2 separate regions of the Homo sapiens genome follow, and region 1 is linked to region 2. The links are chromatin loops, found by intact Hi-C in ENCODE. Cell type or tissue: HCT116. All regions are shown on one strand. Each heading gives the region's core, and the rest is flanking DNA. Links, peaks and the distances in the headings are about the cores only.

Region 1 (9,284 bases), core at 875-8,874, 280 kb after region 2:
TACAATTTCTTCAGTCTGTAAAAAAGTTCCCTACATGTATGGTTAATAAGTACCATTCGATCATCTTCACAGGAACCATGCATTTTAAGAGACAGTCTAAATTTCAGTCAATACAAACCAAAATAAATATTCTTAATTTCTGTATAGTTACTCATTTTGTTTATATATGTTATTAATGTATAAAAAAGGTAATTGAAATTTATGTAATTAAAATTTCCCAATCTATAGTTTCAACCCTCTTTAACCCCCTCTACAGTGACTGCCACTGTCTACTTTAGGTGGGTGACATGTCAGTCACCAGCTTACAGTTCTTCTGGAACATGCAGAACTTTATATAAAAAGGTTCCATATGGCGGGGGATTCACTATTATTATAAAAATCGAATGTCGTAAAATTCCTCAACCTCCCTAAGGAGAAAGAGAATGTCATAAAGTATTATCATTAGGAAAAAAAAGAATAAAAAAGTGTACAAAGTATTCATCCCAGTAAATGGGTACATGTGACACAGCAACATATAATAAGTTCATTAAATGTAGAATAATTTCTTTCCAGTCTTGCAAAGAAACCAGCCACATGAGGATAGACATATTAATGCCAAAGCTGAACACCAATATACTAGACAAGAAACAAAGAGGAAGACGAGTTAGGGGAATGCTTAAAGGGAAATAATTTATTAACCAGATGACAGAAAAAGGCGTCTTCATCAGGATGCTCTGAGATATAAAGTATTATGATATTTTGCAAAAAGTCAGAGGATACCAAGGCCAAGACATGTACACACACACACACACAGAAATAATATAAAACTATTTGTAACGTAAGTGTACATATGTATGTATACGCTTTTCTAAGTGTTTATATTGAAAAAATGGAATTCTCTAACTACTTAAATTCCATTTTTAATTCAGAGCCAATTGATTTCAAAATCTTTGTTAGCTCAAAGTGCAAATTCTTAAAGGTTTAGAGAAAGGGCAACCAGAGAAAAGGTCAATAAACTATAATCCTTTAATGTGCTTTGCATTTAAATGCTTTTATAATAAAATTAATACAGTGTTCCAACTCCACACGCAAGTTGAATGAAGAAAACCTAATAAACCCAAGGTAATACAAGAGATGATACACTGAATTATAATCTATTTGCAGACTAAAAATAAAACTCAATATACATCTGCAGAAGGGAAAGGCAGAAAAGCCTAGCCATCAAATCAGAAGGCAGAAAATCATATTATTCCTGTAATAAAAATGTGAATTTTCAACCTTTCAAGTAAATTAATTGAAAAAAACTTATAAAAAGATGATATCTGTAATTTCGAACACTTTTCCCTGTTCCATCTAAACTAGATGTAAGCATGGGTAAAAATAAATTTATGGAAAAGGGATGTTAAAAGAGAAACACAGGATACATAATTCTTTCGCTTACCATTGTCTCCAGAAGGTAATGACACAGTGTTTGTTGGCATGGTATCAGAATTCACTTTTCCATTCTCAAATGTGTCATTTTCAGTCTGCTGTAGCTGCCAGTTGAGGCCAAAGAGATGCATTGCTGGGGGTAAAGAACACAAGTTGTTTAAAGATCTGCTGCCTTCAGCTACAACGGCAATTGCTAAGCATGTTTAAAACAAGAGTCATATGTAAAGTTACAATTTCCATTTTCTGAAATACCAAGGATAACTGCGCAATGAAAATTATAAAACAAAGAGTTCCTCAAACAAATATAATTTACATAGCAATGCAGGGCAATATGGTGGCACTTCAATAGTGATTTAATACTATTCACTTCATTGGTACCAGGAAACTCTTAGGAATCAATCATTATTTGCTCTAATTGAGTTCCATTTTTCACCATCTTTTAAGTAACTGGTAGAACACCCTATAACAGCATTTGCCACTTACTAGACCACAGGTCACTTGCAAATTTATGCTACTTTGCTGCAACACCTGTAGATTCTTAAGAGACATGATCCTCTACCTTTGCGTTAAGGTAAACCCAAAAACTTGTCTCACAGATGAATTTGTTGGTACATGAAATTCAGCTGTACAAAATATAATCAAATTTGAATATTCTAAATTTGGGATGAGTAATTTTTGAATTGACGACAAACAATTTAATAATGGTACAGATTAAAAAGCATGTACATGTGTCAGGTAATTTCATGTGAGTTTCTGATGTGGGTAAAATAATTTCATAAATTTATATTTAATACATTTATTAAAATTTATGATTATGTTTACTAATTTGCTTTATTTTAAAAAATTTAAAAAATAACTAGAAGACTATACAACTATAAACATAAGTTTTAAATTCCAGACATAATTTGAAATGTGAATACCCTGTGTATTATTTTTCTTAATTTATCAATGCTATTTAGAAAAATGTGTCGCTGTCATACTCACCTAATATACTAAACATTCATTTGTGCTGCACAGAATATAGTTTAGGAACTAACCCCTAAGGAAGGTTAAATATTTTTAGGGAAACCCAGTGATGGTCATATTACCATATCATGAAAGAGAACTTTTTTTTGATATTTTTAGACATTATTTTACTTACTGTATGTACTGGAATTTACCAGCGCAATGGAGGAAGAATAAGAAGGCAGTGTGATGACTACCACTGTCAAAAAGCCCTTCAGATCCAATACATAAAGTAACGGCACTGACCTGCTACAGTACATGGAGCAGGGGCTTTGGATGCAGTCAGACTTTGGTTCAATCTTCAGTCTAGAATTTAGCCTTGGATAAATTACGTGATATTGTTAGAAATTAGGTTTATTTTTAAAAGGAGGTTTGTTACAACCACCTTATTTAATTTAAGCTCAGGTGAGAAGGTGTAGGCCAGAAGATTCTAGACAGGGCATATGAAGGAGAGCTGGCACAAAGCTGGACAGTTCTTACTGCTGAGGTATTTTATTTAGTCTGGACTCCAGGTTACCGAACTATTTGGAGTCACCTGACTAGACCACGGCACCCCTCAATAAACAGTCCCTTCTGTCTGCAATGCTTCTCCCTGACAGGAAAATACCTGTGCATCCCTCATACCCTGACTGGGTGAAGTGTTTTTCCTAAGACTATTTTAGTTGACTTTCGTATCTCATTTATAAGACATATAACTTTGTATAAGGATACAGTGCCTGATACCTAGTAGGTCTCAATAAGTATCTGTCAAATAAATGAATTAAAGTTAGGAATATTCTATTTTCTGAGATTTTAAAAATCTAAGAAAACACTGTGTGGATAAAATATAGTAATTTAGAGAAAAAGTTAATACATAGAAAACAAATGCGTAAGGCTAAGAGAGGAGAACATGTTAGTAACGGATGAATGACTGCTTTACTATAATGCTGTCTGAAAAGCAGTTGACTGAAAGTCTACTACTACTATATGTAATTAACTAAACTTTAAAAATTTGGTAGTTTTAGGATATTCTATTAACAGTCCACATTCTTTTGTTAATAATACCTGATATAAAAGCATGCTATAGTAAGAAAGATACCAAAAATAGGTAGATAGCGACATCTACCCTGTATATTTTAAATAAATGTATATAGTCACACTCCCTGCTAAAGTTGTCCTTGGCCAGCAATTCCTCTTAAACTCTGATTTTCTTTTTTTTTTCTGAGACGGAGTCTCGCTCTGTCACCCAGGATGGAGTGCAGTGGCACGATCTCGGCTCACTGCAACCTCTGTCTCCCGGGTTCAAGCAATTTTCGTGCTTCAGCCTCCCGAGTAGCTGGGACTACAGGCGCACGCCGCCACGCCCAGCTAATTTTTTGTATTTTTTTTTTATTACAGACGGGGTTTCACCGTTCTGCCCAGGCTGTTCTCGAACTCCTGAACTCAGGCAATCCGCATGCCTCGGCCTCCCAAAGTGCTAGGATTACAGGCTTGAGCCACTGCGCCCGGCCTAAACTCTGATTTTCACGGATTAAGATATAGGTTATAGGATTCTTCAATTTACAAGTTGTCATCATGTAAAAAGGTATAACTTCATGTGTCATTCTGCATTAAATTGCATAGTGTTTGACTTGCTAAACACTTATCACATCATACATTTTTCAGGGTTTCAGATGCTTCACGAGTTTTGAACAAAATAATGGGAGCTTAGTTTTGCATAGAGTAAAATGTTTGACAGACACACTCTGGCATAGCAGCAATAAATATTCCAAGAGGGTCAAAGTTTCCACACAAAATAATTTGTCATCATTGTGATCTTTTAACATAAAAAGTCTTCTTGCCTGATAGATTTGCTCACATTATCGGTTTTAATGGATTTTGAAGAGTAGACATAATCCATGGGATCATGCGCAGATGTCATATGTTAGAAAGTAATGTAATGTTTATGTTGGGAGAGCTATTTTATTTTTTGCCAGATAGGCAACAGCTTTGTTTTATATATATATATATATATATATATATATATATATTTTTTTTTATTACAGAAAATCTCAATAAAGTGAGATGCTGGTTCTACTGAAGATGCTATATAATGAGACTCATATCCAGAAATATTATCTCTTTAATACTGCATTGAAAACAGAAACCAATGAGTTGTTTGGTCTTAGGATATTATCTACTTTGAAATTGTTGGTGTTTCGTATTTAGTGATGCCCTTGACTCTCATTATGCATAATTTAAGATATTCATACGAATGCAGGGTGGTAGTGGGGCTGACTCTCCAAAGTTAGAGAGAGGAGAGAGAGAGACGAGAAGAAGGAGAGAAAGGAGAGAGGCAGGCAGCAAACTCATGAAAGTCAAGAATGCTACAGAAATTACTGAGCAGTGGTGTAATAAAACTAAATGGGGTATCTGGCAGAAAAAAAGGGAAAATTCGCCAAATAAAATACATCTGAAAATAAAGAAGGGTAAGTCCAGTTCTTCAATGCCTGAGTTGGAAAGCAGAACTGAACTCATGGAAAAGCATTTGCTGCCACTATTCATGGATGGCACAAAGGATCCTTGGTTTAGGCATGTCCCAGTGTAGGGTGTGCAGACAGTGGCAAGAAGAAGCTGGGGGCGCTGTGCTCTTCTGAGTCCCTCACTGCCCTGGGTCTCAGGTGAAGACGTACAAGCCAGGAGTGATACCAGGCATCCCCGGCCACAGACATGGTCCTTGTGCTGGTGGTAGAACATCATGATGCAATATGCATTTCAAACCAGTCATTGAACAAACACTGTGTGTCAGGAACTGTACTAGTACTTCATTGGTATTATCTCTAATCTTCACAAAGGTTCTGTTGAATGGTTATTATGACTTATTTTTTTTCGTTTTAAATCCAAGAAAGTGGAGATTAGTTGAGAGTTTAAGGTTGTTTGAGAGTTTGCATGCAGTTTGCAATGGATGTTAACCTCAAACCCCGACCTTCTGATGACAAAAGATGTATCACCACATACCTCTGTATTCTACCAGAGGGTAGTGGGATGTGAAAATCCATAGAGAAGGAAGTGAAACACAGCTTGTGTGGGGGCCACAGGCTACGATAACACTTCTCTACTACATCCAAAGACACTGCAGGCTGGGGCAGTACTTGGGGGCTGGGGCCGAGGATATCACTAGGTGACATCTGTGTGTCCTGGGCACCATTCTACGCAGCACTTTCCCACTATTCTGTCTAAAACTAAAGTTTTACAGTAATATGATGATGATAGTAATGAAATTAAGAACAGGCTATTTTGTTTAACTCCAAGATTCTTAAAAAACAACAACTTAAAAGTTACAAAAGTACAAAAGTAAGCATTATAGTTGTGAACTTTAAGGTTACAGAAATAATCATGTAGATTTAATCATGAAAAATTTTTATTTCTAGTATTATGCTTCTTAGTTTTATGTCACTTCCATGTATTTCTAGGTGAATATAATAGTGAAAGTGCCTGGATTCATATCCAAAATGTTATCCAAGGCAGAATGAAATTTGTAGATGACAGCAATACTGCCTATCTGAGATATATATTTATCAGTGTGTTTTTCACAATTTAAAAAACCTTGAAGTCCATTATCTTCTTTTTTTGTAGAAAGAATGATTATATTTGCCCCATGAGGTAAATATAATAAGAAGTTGTCCAAATGTTAAAACTAGTAAATACAAGATTTTTACCAACTATAAATGGGAGTATTTTGCAAGACAATTTTTAAGTTGGTTGTCTGGAATTGGGATGTATTTTCTCATATTAAAAATCTCAGAAATGGTGGTGAAGTCCCCAGTGCATCTACAAAAGTCTGTTTGTATACCCCATAGAAATATGTATCCACATAGTAACAAAAGGCATAAACAACAATATTCACAGAAGCATTATTTGTAATAGCCCCAAACTGGAAACAACCCCAAACTGGACATCTGCCAGCAGTAGAATGGAAAAACAAATTATAGTGCAGATATACAATGGACTTCTACACAGCAGCATTAGGGAATGAACTGCTGGCAGACACAACAATATAGATGAATCTCACAAGCCTAATGTTGGGCAAAAGAAAGCAGTCACACACAAAAAAGGGAATACTGTATAAGTTCATGTATATAAAGTTCAAAGGCAGGTAAAATCAACTGAGAAGAATGAAAGTCACCATGGTGATGACCTCTAGGAAGGAAGGAACAGGTAGTGGCTGGCATAGTCCCTAGAGGTTTCTGGAGTGCTGCTCACATTCTATCTGGGAGGTGGTTCCAATGGTGTGTTCACTTATTGCGATCCATATACTTTTCTAAATGTATATTATACTTAAATAAAAATTACTTAGGCAGGGCGCAGTGGCTCACCTCTGTAATCCTACCTAGCATTTTGTGAGGCTGAGGTGGGCGGATCACTTGAGGTCAGGAGTTTGAGACCAGCCTGACCAACATGGCAAAACCCAGTCTCTACTAAAACAAAAATTAATCAAGTGTAGTGGCAGGCGCCTGTAATCCCAGTTATTTGGGAGGCTGAGGCAGGAGAATCGCTTGAACCTGGGAGGCGGAGGTTGCAGTGAGCCAAGATCATGCCACTGCACTCCAGCCTGGGTGACAAAATGAGACTCTGTTTCAAAAAAAAAAAAACAACTTAAAAGTAATCCATCTAACACCCAGCATAGCTAAAAATAACATACATTTTTTTACCCTCCCTAAATCTTCGCTAAAAGTGGTTTCCTCCATAAGGCTAGCAGCCTTTCCTTTCATGATGTTGCAGGTGAGTCAACTGTGATGGTCTGTGCTCCAGCCCGAAGAGGTAACAAATAAATGCAGATGCAGAGTGAAGACAGTACAGAAGAAGGGCACATGACTCCACCAGGTGGGAGGAAAAGGAAAGAGTGAGGAAAGACTTTCCTCAGTGCAAATCTCAGGAAGTGCAAACTTTAAGGAGGAAAGCAATACGATTAAACAAATTCATGTATTGTGGTGATGACTGTCAGCTCATGGCCCTCCCAAATTGATTTTTGTTTAAAAACATTATGATTTGTCTTGGCACAAATGTAAAGAAATGGAAACCCTTGTGTGCTGTTGGCTAGGATTGCAACATTTTGTTGCAAACACTAGGGAAAACAATATGGTGATTCCACAAAAAAATTAAATATAGAAATACCATATGATCCAGCAATCCCACTTCAGGCTACATACCCGAAAGAACTGAAATTAAGGTCTTGAAGAGATACTTACACACTCATGTTCTTACCAGCACTATTCACAATAGTCAAGAGGTGGAAGCAACCCAAATGCCCATCAATGGATGAATGGATAAAGAAACTGTGGTATATACACACAATGGAAGAGTATTCTGCCTTAAAAAGGAAATATTGTCACATGCTATAGAATGCGACATGCAAACCTTGAGGACTTCACGTTAAATGAAGTCAGTCAGTTATAAAAATACAAATACCGTATAATTCCACTTGCATGGACTATCTGAAGTAGTCAAAGTCATAGAATCTTAAAGTAGAATGGTGATGACCAGGGTTTGGGAGGATGGAGAAATGGAGAGTTGTTGTTTGATAGGTACAGAATTTTAGTTTCATACTATAAAAACATTTTGTAAATCTGTTGCACAACAATGCTAATCCTACTGAGCTATACACTTAAAAATGTGTAAGACGATAAATTTTATGTTGTGTGTTTCTTACCAGAATTAAAAACAAAAACTATTATAACTTGTCACCCTGCAGAAAATCGTTGTTGTTAAGATGAAGAAATGGGACTGTGACACAAAGTCGGAAACTTAACCCAGACGGTATGAAGTGACCAGCATCTTACTGTATCTGACTGTACACTGAAGGTCTCTGTGTTTGCTCCTTCAACTTAAGCATGTTTACAAATGGTTTAGAAGAGATGAAAAAGCAATGTTTGGGGTATAAATGTCATGCTTACTTACAGAATCAGGATTTTCAAGGGTTTCTTAATTCTGATATCTTTCAAATTTTTGCTTAATTTCTCTCCTTCCCTTTACTACCAGGTATCTCAAAAGAAGAGACCACAATACATACTTCCTCAGCACACACTTCTTTTCTCCTCACTTTAACTGATGTTCCTCATTACTGTACTAAAATCTTTCTCACAATGGTTATGGGTATCTCTTTTTAAATTTTTTTATTTTTATGTATGTATGTATGTTTGAGATGAAGTCTTGCTCTGTCACCCAGGCTGGAATGCAGTGGCGCAATCCCGGCTCACTGCAGCCTCCACCTCCTGGGTTCAAGCTATTCTCATGCCTCAGTCTCCTGAGTAGCTGGGGTTACAGGCACCCGCCACCACATCCAGCTAATTTTTCTATTTTTAGTAGAGACGGGGTTTCATGATGTTGGTCAGGCTGGTCTTGAACTCCTGACCTCAAGCAATCCACCCGCCTCGGCCTCCCAAAGTGCTGGGATTACAGGAGTGAGTCGCCATCCCCAGCTGGTATCTCTTAAATTGCCACATCCAGTAGCCTCGTGCCAATATTCATCCTGTTTACATCTCAAGAGTACTGGGCATTATTAGCCACACATCATCAATACTTTATTTTCCTTTCATAATTCTCCTGGTTCTCTTCCCAGTTCTCTGCTGGTTCCCAGTTGTTCTCCTTAAATCATTTTGTGGAAGTCTTACAGGCTATTCACAAATAACTAAGTTCTCCTGGACATATATTGGAGTTACTCTTCCCTGCTCTTCTGAAGCCTTATAACTTTGCTTCAGATAAAGAAATGTGGGCAAAAGTAGTATGTCTTACCTCTGTGAGGAAGATTTAAGAACCAATATGTAATGTGTTGCATTCCCATGCAGTAATCATGCAAATGTGCTGAGTACTGTTTCTGTTAAGTCTAGGGCCTTGAGTGAGCAGAAACCCCT
Region 2 (9,284 bases), core at 960-8,959:
TGACCCTGTAATAGCTAAATTGAGATCAATTACCTTGACTCCAATAAGAGTATGTTTCCACGTGGGAGGAGAGGAAAACAGGAGCAGAGTGTAACTGTGAGGAGAGCAGCTGTTGGTCACAGGGATGGAGCCTCAGAGGTCCAGGGCCCCAGGACCAGCCTCACAGGTGGGTGACTGCCCAACTCTCCTTCATAGAAGAATCCTTTGGAGAGCGGAAATGCCCTCAGGGCAACAGTTACTGCAGTTAGTACATTTTGTTAACTCTCAGATCTAGTTTTGTTTTTTTTTTTTAATTTGTGAGTTTCTTTCTTTTTGCCCTTTTTAAAAAATTTCAGCTCCATATTTCTTAATTTTACCTATTTCTTCTTTGGCTACAACTTGAGGCAGACTTTACTCCCTTTGAACGTGGACTATGGACAACACCTGGCAGCTGTATTTGTCTTGTATATAAATATTTCACAAATGTTTGGCCCCGTAATCCATGCAAGGCCTGAACCAGGCTATGCAGTGGGTGCCCAATAAACATGCATATGCTTCTCAGTGTACAGGCCTTTCACCTCTTCTCTGAGCCTCTCTACAGCCCTGTGAAGAAAGCAGTGCAAGGCTGGGCGTGGTGGTTCAGACCTGTAATCTCAGCACTTTGGGAGGCAGAGGCAGGTGGATCACCTAAGGTCGGGAGTTCAAGACCAGCCTGGCCAACATGGCGAAAAACTGTCTCTACTAAAACTATACAAATTAGCTGGGTTTGGTGGCACACACCTGTAATCCCAGCTACTCGAGAGGCTGAGGCAGGAGAATCGCTTGAACTCGGGAGGCGGAGGTTGCAGTGAGCCAAGATTGTGTCACTGTACTCCAGCCTGGGCGACTGAGCAAGACTGCGTCTAAAAAAAAAAAGAAAAAAGAAAGAGAAAGAAAGCAGGAAAAGCATTAATGCCATTTCCTAAGAGGAGAAAATGGCGCAGATATGAAGAAGCAGAAACAAGTTCCCATCGTTGTTAGGAGTAGAACTAGAATGTGACTCTTGTGACTTCCCTTTGCAGCTTCTCCTCTTTCTAAGGGAACCGACAGAGATCAGCAGGTACAGTAGTTGGAGCACACCATGCTTTCCCAGAAACCTCCAGTTCTTACTGGCTTCTGCCGAAAACAGTTACACCAAGAATGGGCTTTGAGTCCCCACAGCAGAGGTCCCTAACTGTGAGTTTCTAAATTCCTAGGATGTTGTTTATGGATGGGTGACATGTGACCCTCCAAAATCATGTGCCAACTGCATGTGTGTGCATAGTTCCAGGGACACTCCAGAGCTACCAGCAGATTCTCAAAAGGTCCCTCAAATGCTAAGAGCTATCACCTAGGTCAATCTTACACCTAAAGCTCTTGAGGCTTCTTCTAGCCTTTGCTCCAGGAAGAGATGCCGATGATGAGTGAAATTCCAGTATTTCAACTCCATGAGATGATTCTCTACACTGGAACTTTATTAGAATAAATACATGAGAAATTCCTAGTCTGCAGGAATGCGGAGGCCGTGCTTGGTGTCATCAGGGTAGGCAGGAGTTACTGTGGATAATGGATGAATCAGCTCTGAAAGAAAGAAGCTCAGTTCAGTCACTATCAGTGAGCCTCAAGCTTTGGCTTATGTAAAAAGCTCCTGGAGAGATTGAGAAAGCTTCAGATTCCCAGGCCTCATCCCAGACCTACTGACTTGAAACCTCTGAAGATGGAAACTTGTCATCTGTATTTTAAATGACAACCTTGGGTAATCCCGCCAGTTGTCCACACTAGGAGAAAAAGTGCTGTAAAGGGTGCTATTTTTTCATGTCAGGAACATCTCTTCTTACATATAAAGAAGTTTTTGGTTTTTTGTTTTTTTTTTTGAGACGGAGTCTTGCTCTGTTGCCCAGGCTGAAGTGCAGTGGGTGATCTCGGCTCACTGCAACCTCTGCTTCACGGGTTCAAGTGATTCTCGTGCCTCAGCCTCCCGAGTAGCTGGGACTACAGGCACGCACCACCTAGCCTGGCTAATTTTTGTATTTTTAGTAGAGACAGGGTTTCACCATGTTGGCCAGGCTGGTCTCAAACTCCTGACCTCCGGTGATCCGCCCACTTCAGCCTCCCAAAGTGCTGGGATTAGAGACATGAGCCACTGTGCCCGGCGGAAGTTTGAGGAATTTAAGAAATTATTATTAATTTAAGTAAAAACCACACAAGGGCAAATGCACAGCATAAACAAATAGTGCAATGAATTGTCACAAGAAAATACACGTGGGTAATCATCACCCACGTCAACAAACAGAACACAGCACACCCACCGCCACCACCTCACTCACTTCCCGATGGAGATTCCCTCCATTCTCTCTAGAAGTGCCCCTTGTTTTACCCATTTTTTAAATTTTTAATAAATTGAGTCATACGCTATTATTTTGTATTTGGTGGCAACAGGTTCTAGAAGCCACACCAGTTATTTTAACAGAGATAATTTAATATAATGAATTCCTAACTGGGTATTACAGAACAGAGAGAAAGAGACACTGAGGTATGTAGGTAGCAATGTCAGGGTGCAATTACCACCTCTAGGACTGGGGAGACAAAGGAAAGAAGCTGGAACTATTAAAATTGAGAACAGCAAGAGGAGGGATGCTGCGGAGTCAGAGCCCAGACCTCCAAGGGGATGCAATGATGCTTTCTTTGTGTGTGTGATGGAGGAAAAACGGAAAACAACCCATGCTCCAGGAAGGAGCCAGTCACGTCTTCCTCACAGCCTTGAGGCCTCCCTCTGGTGCCCCCTATTGGTAGAACCTAGCAGAGAGACAGCTAGAAAAGCAGAAATGTGCTTTGCAGAGTCCTAGTCTCAGCATTGCCAAGCAGAGAATAAAAGGATGGGCTTGAAGCAGGAAGACAACAGTTAAATACCTGGCACAGTGTCCCTAGCTCAGTATGATCTTTGTGAGATTCATCCATGTGACATGTACCAGAAGTTCACTTATTTTTATTGCTAAATAGTATTCTGTTGTATTAATACACCATAATTTATCACTTTATTGTTGATGAACATTTGGGTTGTCTCAGTTTCTTGACTATGATGAACAATAATAGAAAGACGTTTCTTGGTGCGCATGTGTGCACGTTTCTGTGGGCCTATGTCTAGAAATGGAGGATGGGTCGCAGAGGATGCATATATTAAACTTCACTAGATCAGGCCAGTTGTCCAAAGAGATTCTGCCAATGTGTACTCCCACTAGGAGTGTAGTAGACTTGTCAGCTCCTACTCATTCACATCAGCTCTTGATGTCTTCAGTCTTAAATTCTAGGCATTCTAGCCAATCTGATAAGGATAGTGATATATCATTGTAGTTTTAATTTTCTTTTCCTGATGACCAATGACTCTGAGCACATTTCAAACACGTTTATCAGCCATTTTGTGCCCTCTTTTGTAAAGTCAAGTTTGTCAAGTATCTTGCAAACTTTTCTGTAGGACTGTTTCTTATTGATTTGTAGGAATTCTTTATATATACTGAAGATGTCTTTTATCATTTCCATAATATGCTCTTTCTTTGCTATAACTTACCTTTCCCATTCTCTCAATGAAAAAGAAAAGTTCTTTTTTTTTTGTAGACGGAGCCTTGCTCTGTCACCCAGGCTGGAATGCAGTGGCACGATCTCGGCAATGAACCCCATTAGTGAGGGCTCCATCCTCCTGAACAAGTCTGTGTTTCTTTTGCTAAATAGCCTAAGAGCTCATTGTAGAAATTGTTCTAAATTCTAGAGAAATAAGGCGGGTGTGGTGGCTCATGCCTGTGGTCCCAGCACTTTGGGAGGCCAAGGTGTGTGGATCGCGGGAGCCTAGGAGTTCAAGACTAGCCTGGGCAACATGTGAAACCCTGTCTGTACTTAAAAAAATACAAAAAATTAGCTGGGGATTGGAGACCCGGTCCTAGAAGCAATTCTTATTATATGTATTTCCCTATTGCTGAATGTGATTGGATATATGCCTGCAAGCTTTTAAATTTGTGTTTCCATGAATTTCTAATGGATTTCCTAAATGATAGGAAGCCCTGTGAATTTGGGACCTGTGCCTTCCATCTGATTCAGAAGTCTTTATAAAGTCCTAAATAGTAGTCTTCCTGGCACCACTGTACATATTCCTTAGTGCCAGATTGGTTTCCCACAGTGCTGTTTTCTGTCTTTCTTTGTCTTTGCTTGGCTCTTCCTAGAGAAGTACACATTAAATTTTCTTTTTCTAAAAAAAAAAAAAAAAAAGCATTACCATAGGGTGGATAGCAGGAGGAGGGCTGATGTCCACCGATGACTCCCAGTTCAACCTGGGCCACAGTCAGCTGTTTGGACTACTGAGGCCACCACGTACTGACTTGCAAACTGGGATTCTGGTTCCTCATCACAGGACTCGGCAAACTTGACAACTAACTGTTGCCTTGGCTGGCACAGGCCACTGTGTTTGCACGGCCTCCCTGCCCATGTTTGCATGGCCCTTGAGGGAAGGATGGTTTTTACATTGTTAAATGGTTGAAATGAAACCAAGAAAAGAACAATATTTTGAGGCATGTGAAAATTAGACGAAATTCACATTTCAGAGTCCATAAATAAAGTTTGGTTGGCTATAGCCACTCTCATTTGTTGATGTCCTTGACAGCTCTTTACAACAGCAGAATTGAGTAGATGCACACACACTGCAGAGACGCAGAGACCGTGTGACCCTCGAAGCCTAAAATCGTTACTCTCTGGTCCTTTACATGTAAAGTTTGTAAACCCCTGCCTTATCTGGGGGCCAAAAGAAAAAAAAGAGAGATAATGATTCCTACACCAGAAGGTTTTTGTGAGGATTGAATGAATACTAGTGATAAAATAAGAGACTGTACCTGGAATATGTGGGTGCTTCAGAAATGATTTCCTCCCACCAAGCTTAGCAGCTGGCTCTTATCACATTCCCTAAACAGTTACATTTACAGCCAAGGTGGCTTTGGATCACAGCACAGAGCTTCTGCATGTCACACAGATGGACAGGATAAATGTACCTCACCGTCTACTCAGAAATACCCTTCATGAATGAAACTCCTAGAAATCTGCAAGGATGAATTTAAACCTAAATGCTTCCCCATGAATTTGAGAAACCTCTAATATCCAGTCTAGAAATCACACAGCTGAGTTTAATAATTTATAAGTGTTTTATGGGTAGCAGCACAATAGTTGGGAAAGGCAAGTTGCTCATAAACTGTTCCCCCAGATCCAGGAGATGTAGATTGCAGTGGAAAGCGACTCTACCTTGCTTTCCAAAATTAATCTTTAAAAAAAAAATTGAACTTTTTAGAGGTAGGGTCTCGCTGTGTTGCCCAGGCTGGTCTCGAACTCCTGGGCTCAAGCAATCCTCTCTCTTCGGCCTCTGGAATAGCTGGGATTACAGGCTCGGCAACAGCCCTTTAATTCTAAATCCTCTCCCCAAGTGACTCCCTGCTTCAGATAATTTTATGTTCATATGGCCACTAGAGAGCACTTTGAGACTAACAAACTTTGCTCTGTGCGCCCAGGCCTCTGCTGCACCCTGGTCTCCTGAGGTGGAGGGGCTGTGTTCCGCTGCTGCGCCATCTAGCTACCAGCGGCGGCCTCCAAATGGCTATCAAGGCTGATGGATGCATTTTGTGAAGCTTAGTGACCTGTGGTAGTGATAATGAAGTATTCTGAAGCTCAGATAACATTTTATTCTGTCACTATGGTTTTCTGACTTTAGTGACATCACCTAATTTGTACTGCTTTGCCGCGTGTTTCTCAGGCAAGCATTTCAGCCAGGGTCCCAGTTTCCTTATTGCTCCTACTCCCTTCTGTCAGATTGAATTTCTCTCAAAGAGAAAATATTGCTTGATATTGATTCCAGTGCACAAGATAATTTCAGGTTCTCACTCTATAGTTCATCCAGGGGCCCTGTTTAAAATCTTGAAGAGGTTTTCCAAGGCTAAGAGGCACAGTTCAAAAGAACAGTTCTTGAATGTGTTTAAAAGACCCTTGGCTACATTTTCTGATGTTTCATCAGCAGCTTGCACTGATACACTTTCCATTGCTATTACAACTGAACCATATCATAGGGAGCTGTACCAGCAAGACCATCAAGTTTTCTAAAAAGCTATAAAGCTTTCATGTTTTCTGGCCTATTTCTTACTGTGCTCTTAAAAATGTTTAGCTTCTGCCGAGCCAAATGTGTACCTCCAAAGGCAGACGCAGTGAAAAACTCTTCAAGTATCTCAGTGACTGCTGCAATATCTGTATATACAGCAGGAGGATGATTCTGTTTGGATGGAGGAAGGGGCAGTTCTCTGTGGTGTGCCCTGTGAATGAATCACACCGCCCTTCGGCGAGGCCCGTCAGCACTGGGGTCCAGCTACGGATGTAGAAGGAGAATCCACTTTCCTGACCACTGCTTATGAGCACTCCCCAGAGCCATTCCATTCTGGTATCATTGTTTGCATCAAGGAGAAATCAAAGTCATCAGTTCTAGCCCTGACTCCTCAACAGGTGGAGGCATTTATAAGGAGAGGTTTTCAGGGGATTTCTTTGAGGTTTTCAAAAATCCTAAATAATTTCTCCCTCTTTTGAATGACACTTGACTTTCAAGTAAAGAATATGCCTGCATGTGAAATGTCAGTTCTGTCTAATAATAACCTGCTTAATGTGCCACTGAAATCGCTAATCGAATTTGCCACCATTTTAATAAAATGAAGTTCTTTTCCTCTGTCCTGGCGCCTGGCTCCTAGAAGCTGGTTAGAACGGTCAGACTGTTACAAACAAAACGGATGGCTTCATAAGGAAATTACACTCTAAAATGTAAACTCACTATCTCGCTCTTTGCCGACACACGTCGTTGGTACTTTGCCATGAGAATAGCAAGGAAGTGAACAGGCTACTAACCAAGACTTTCAAGAAATATACTTCTCTAGGTTTCACAGGGAGCCATGAATATGAAAACTTAACGGAGTGGAAGGCAAGATAAGGAGTTTCCATGGGGACATGTGCATTATTGAGTAGATATGGCTAGTTTTCAGCAGCCAGACTTAGTTTTTAGCTATCAGTCTCTAACCCAGACCAAGCCACCTTCTTCTCCAGTCCTGGAGGGTGTACCACATGCTCCTGTTTCTTTATTTCATGTGATGCTTTTTTGTGTGTGGGTAATATGATGGTCAAACTTTATCTGAAAGGCAATGTTATCCCTGGGATTTCAACACGGGTCGAATAGTACAAAGCAGAAAGATTATCTACATGTGCATGTATGCATGTTTCTTTGACTGAAATTCCATGGTTCTTGGGGGCTACAATTTTGTTAAGGACATATGAACATTTAATATTTAGTGAATGCAAAGAAATGGCACTGACTCTGCCTTGTCTGGGCTTTGTTCCAGAAACCAATACAGATGGAGTCTTCTCCCTAGCTAGTGCAAGGCTCCGGTTAGGGCAACCTCTCATACTTAAGGCTGCGATGCTAGTAATTCTGCCTGAGCTCTCGCTCCATATGCAGGCTCCCATTCCTTGCAGCGAGTGTATCTCGCACTCCTTCCAAAACAGAAACTGGGGTATAAACACAACTGAATATTGTGCTAAGTGGAAGTAATAATAAAGGGAACAGGAAAACCCCTGCCTTTATAACCTACTTCCTAGGTGGGAAGAAGGGGCTTTTTTAGGTAGAAGACACACACACACACACACACACACACACACACACACAATCATATTCTGCTTTGGGACAGCTCTCTTTTATTGTTGTCTTACATCGCCACTTAACCACTGAATCTTGGGTAACCTATTATGTAGTTTGATCTTCTCTCCGGCAAAGAGAGGGAGAAGACTGATGCGGCTTTCTTTACGCCCCTCGAAAGCTTGGCAGAGTGCCTTCCACAGAGAGGCTCAATAAACAGTTGTGTTTTGATTCATGGACTGCAAAGCTGGACATGAGCAGTGTGGCATGAGGAAATCTCACCAGAGCAGCCGTGTGAATGGGAGCGAGCCAAGTCATCTTTCTGGGCCACTATTTCCTCATCTGTAAAAAGAAGGGGCTGGACTCAATGATTGCTAAGGTCACTTCCCAGCTCTGTAAATTCCATGCTTTTAAAAAATGCTCGGATCCTGAAAGAAGACCATCTTCTTGGGTTTGCAGACGAAACAGCCCGGGGTGTATTTATGTTTGACCTCCTACCACATTCTGACTTTCTACTCTAATGAATCCTGGTTTATTCTTCACTGAAATGGCTCGGCTCCAGGAGCCCTTGGTGTGATTCTAACACAGTGTAGATATCGATTTTTCTTGCAGGTTAGTGGTTACTGTAACCACCACACTATTAGATCTCTCTCATTCTCTTAGGGATGATTTCATGAGGGCCGTTCCACTCCCTTTGGTTGATATTTAACTCAATCCAGGGCTAATTTGAAGATAGCATTACTAGGATCATGCTTCATGGCTGAGAGCTCCCTACCTTGTATCACTTCAAGTTGTCTATCAAACACTGCAGCAGACAGAGGTTCATCAGAAATGGGGCCTTTGGAGAACTCTGGCCTCGGTACTGCCTTGTTGCTCTCTGTCAGCTCTTGAATCAAAGCTTTGAATTGCTTACTGTGAACAGTGTCAACAGTCATTCACATAGGATAGGGTTCCTCCCTTATTTTGTTTGCTCCTGACTGTGGAAGATGACTTTTTCCCTCATGGCATTAACAACAGATTGTTGTTGTGGTAGGATCACAGGTGTTATCTTCAATATACACATACATGGTGTGCCACAATACTAAAATGTTAATTTGATTCGCGCCTTCTCCTTTCAGAGGTTCACACCCAGTGAGCTTTCCAGTTAGCTGAGGGAAGGCGCAACACGTCAGGCAGGTTATGATGGCCATTAGCTCCCAACTACAATTTCACAGGGACTTTCATTTACAATGGTTCTTAGGCATTCACCTTGCTACACCAGTTAAAATACACACTGCAAAATGAGTGGTGACTCTGATGTCAATAAAGAATTCTATATCCAGAACCGTAATACCTTGTTGATTACCCTTTAGGAGGTTCCTTGGTGACCCCAGCGTAGAGGGTGTAATTTAATGAAATCATTAACATTTCTATAAAGCCAACAATCTGATACATTCTCTTCAGGTTAGGCACTTTCACAGAATAGCGTAAGTGACTGTTCCACATGAAGCATTATCTTTTCTTGTACAACACTGAAAGCTTACATGCTGCTTGACAAATGTGAATTTTAAAAAGTAAGAATGATTGGCACTTGGTAACTTACACAGAAATAGAA

The links. Peaks named below come from ENCODE experiments on the same cell type or tissue, not always from the same donor. Only the 100,000 strongest peaks of a DNase experiment are listed, where the experiment ranks them.
Region 1: a loop joins it to region 2, with 2.9 times the contacts of the local background. A loop is called at or near these places in 5 of 110 quality-filtered maps.

What each region holds. Positions count from the first base shown.
Region 1 is chr4:182,646,030-182,655,313 of GRCh38, reverse strand. TENM3 (teneurin transmembrane protein 3) reads right to left here. Exons shown (of 28, transcript NM_001080477.4): 6 at 1,421-1,543. Among named protein-coding and RNA genes, the nearest start is that of DCTD, 270 kb to the left of the region's middle. In HCT116, for the core only: a CTCF peak has its summit at 5,019; no DNase peak of the experiment used is centred there; H3K27me3 peaks cover 1,352 bases.
Region 2 is chr4:182,921,731-182,931,014 of GRCh38, reverse strand. No RefSeq gene overlaps it. Among named protein-coding and RNA genes, the nearest start is that of DCTD, 9.0 kb to the right of the region's middle. RefSeq lists a silencer at 5,450-5,652. In HCT116, for the core only: CTCF peaks have their summits at 2,748 (motif pointing left) and 5,566; a DNase peak (open chromatin) is centred at 5,524.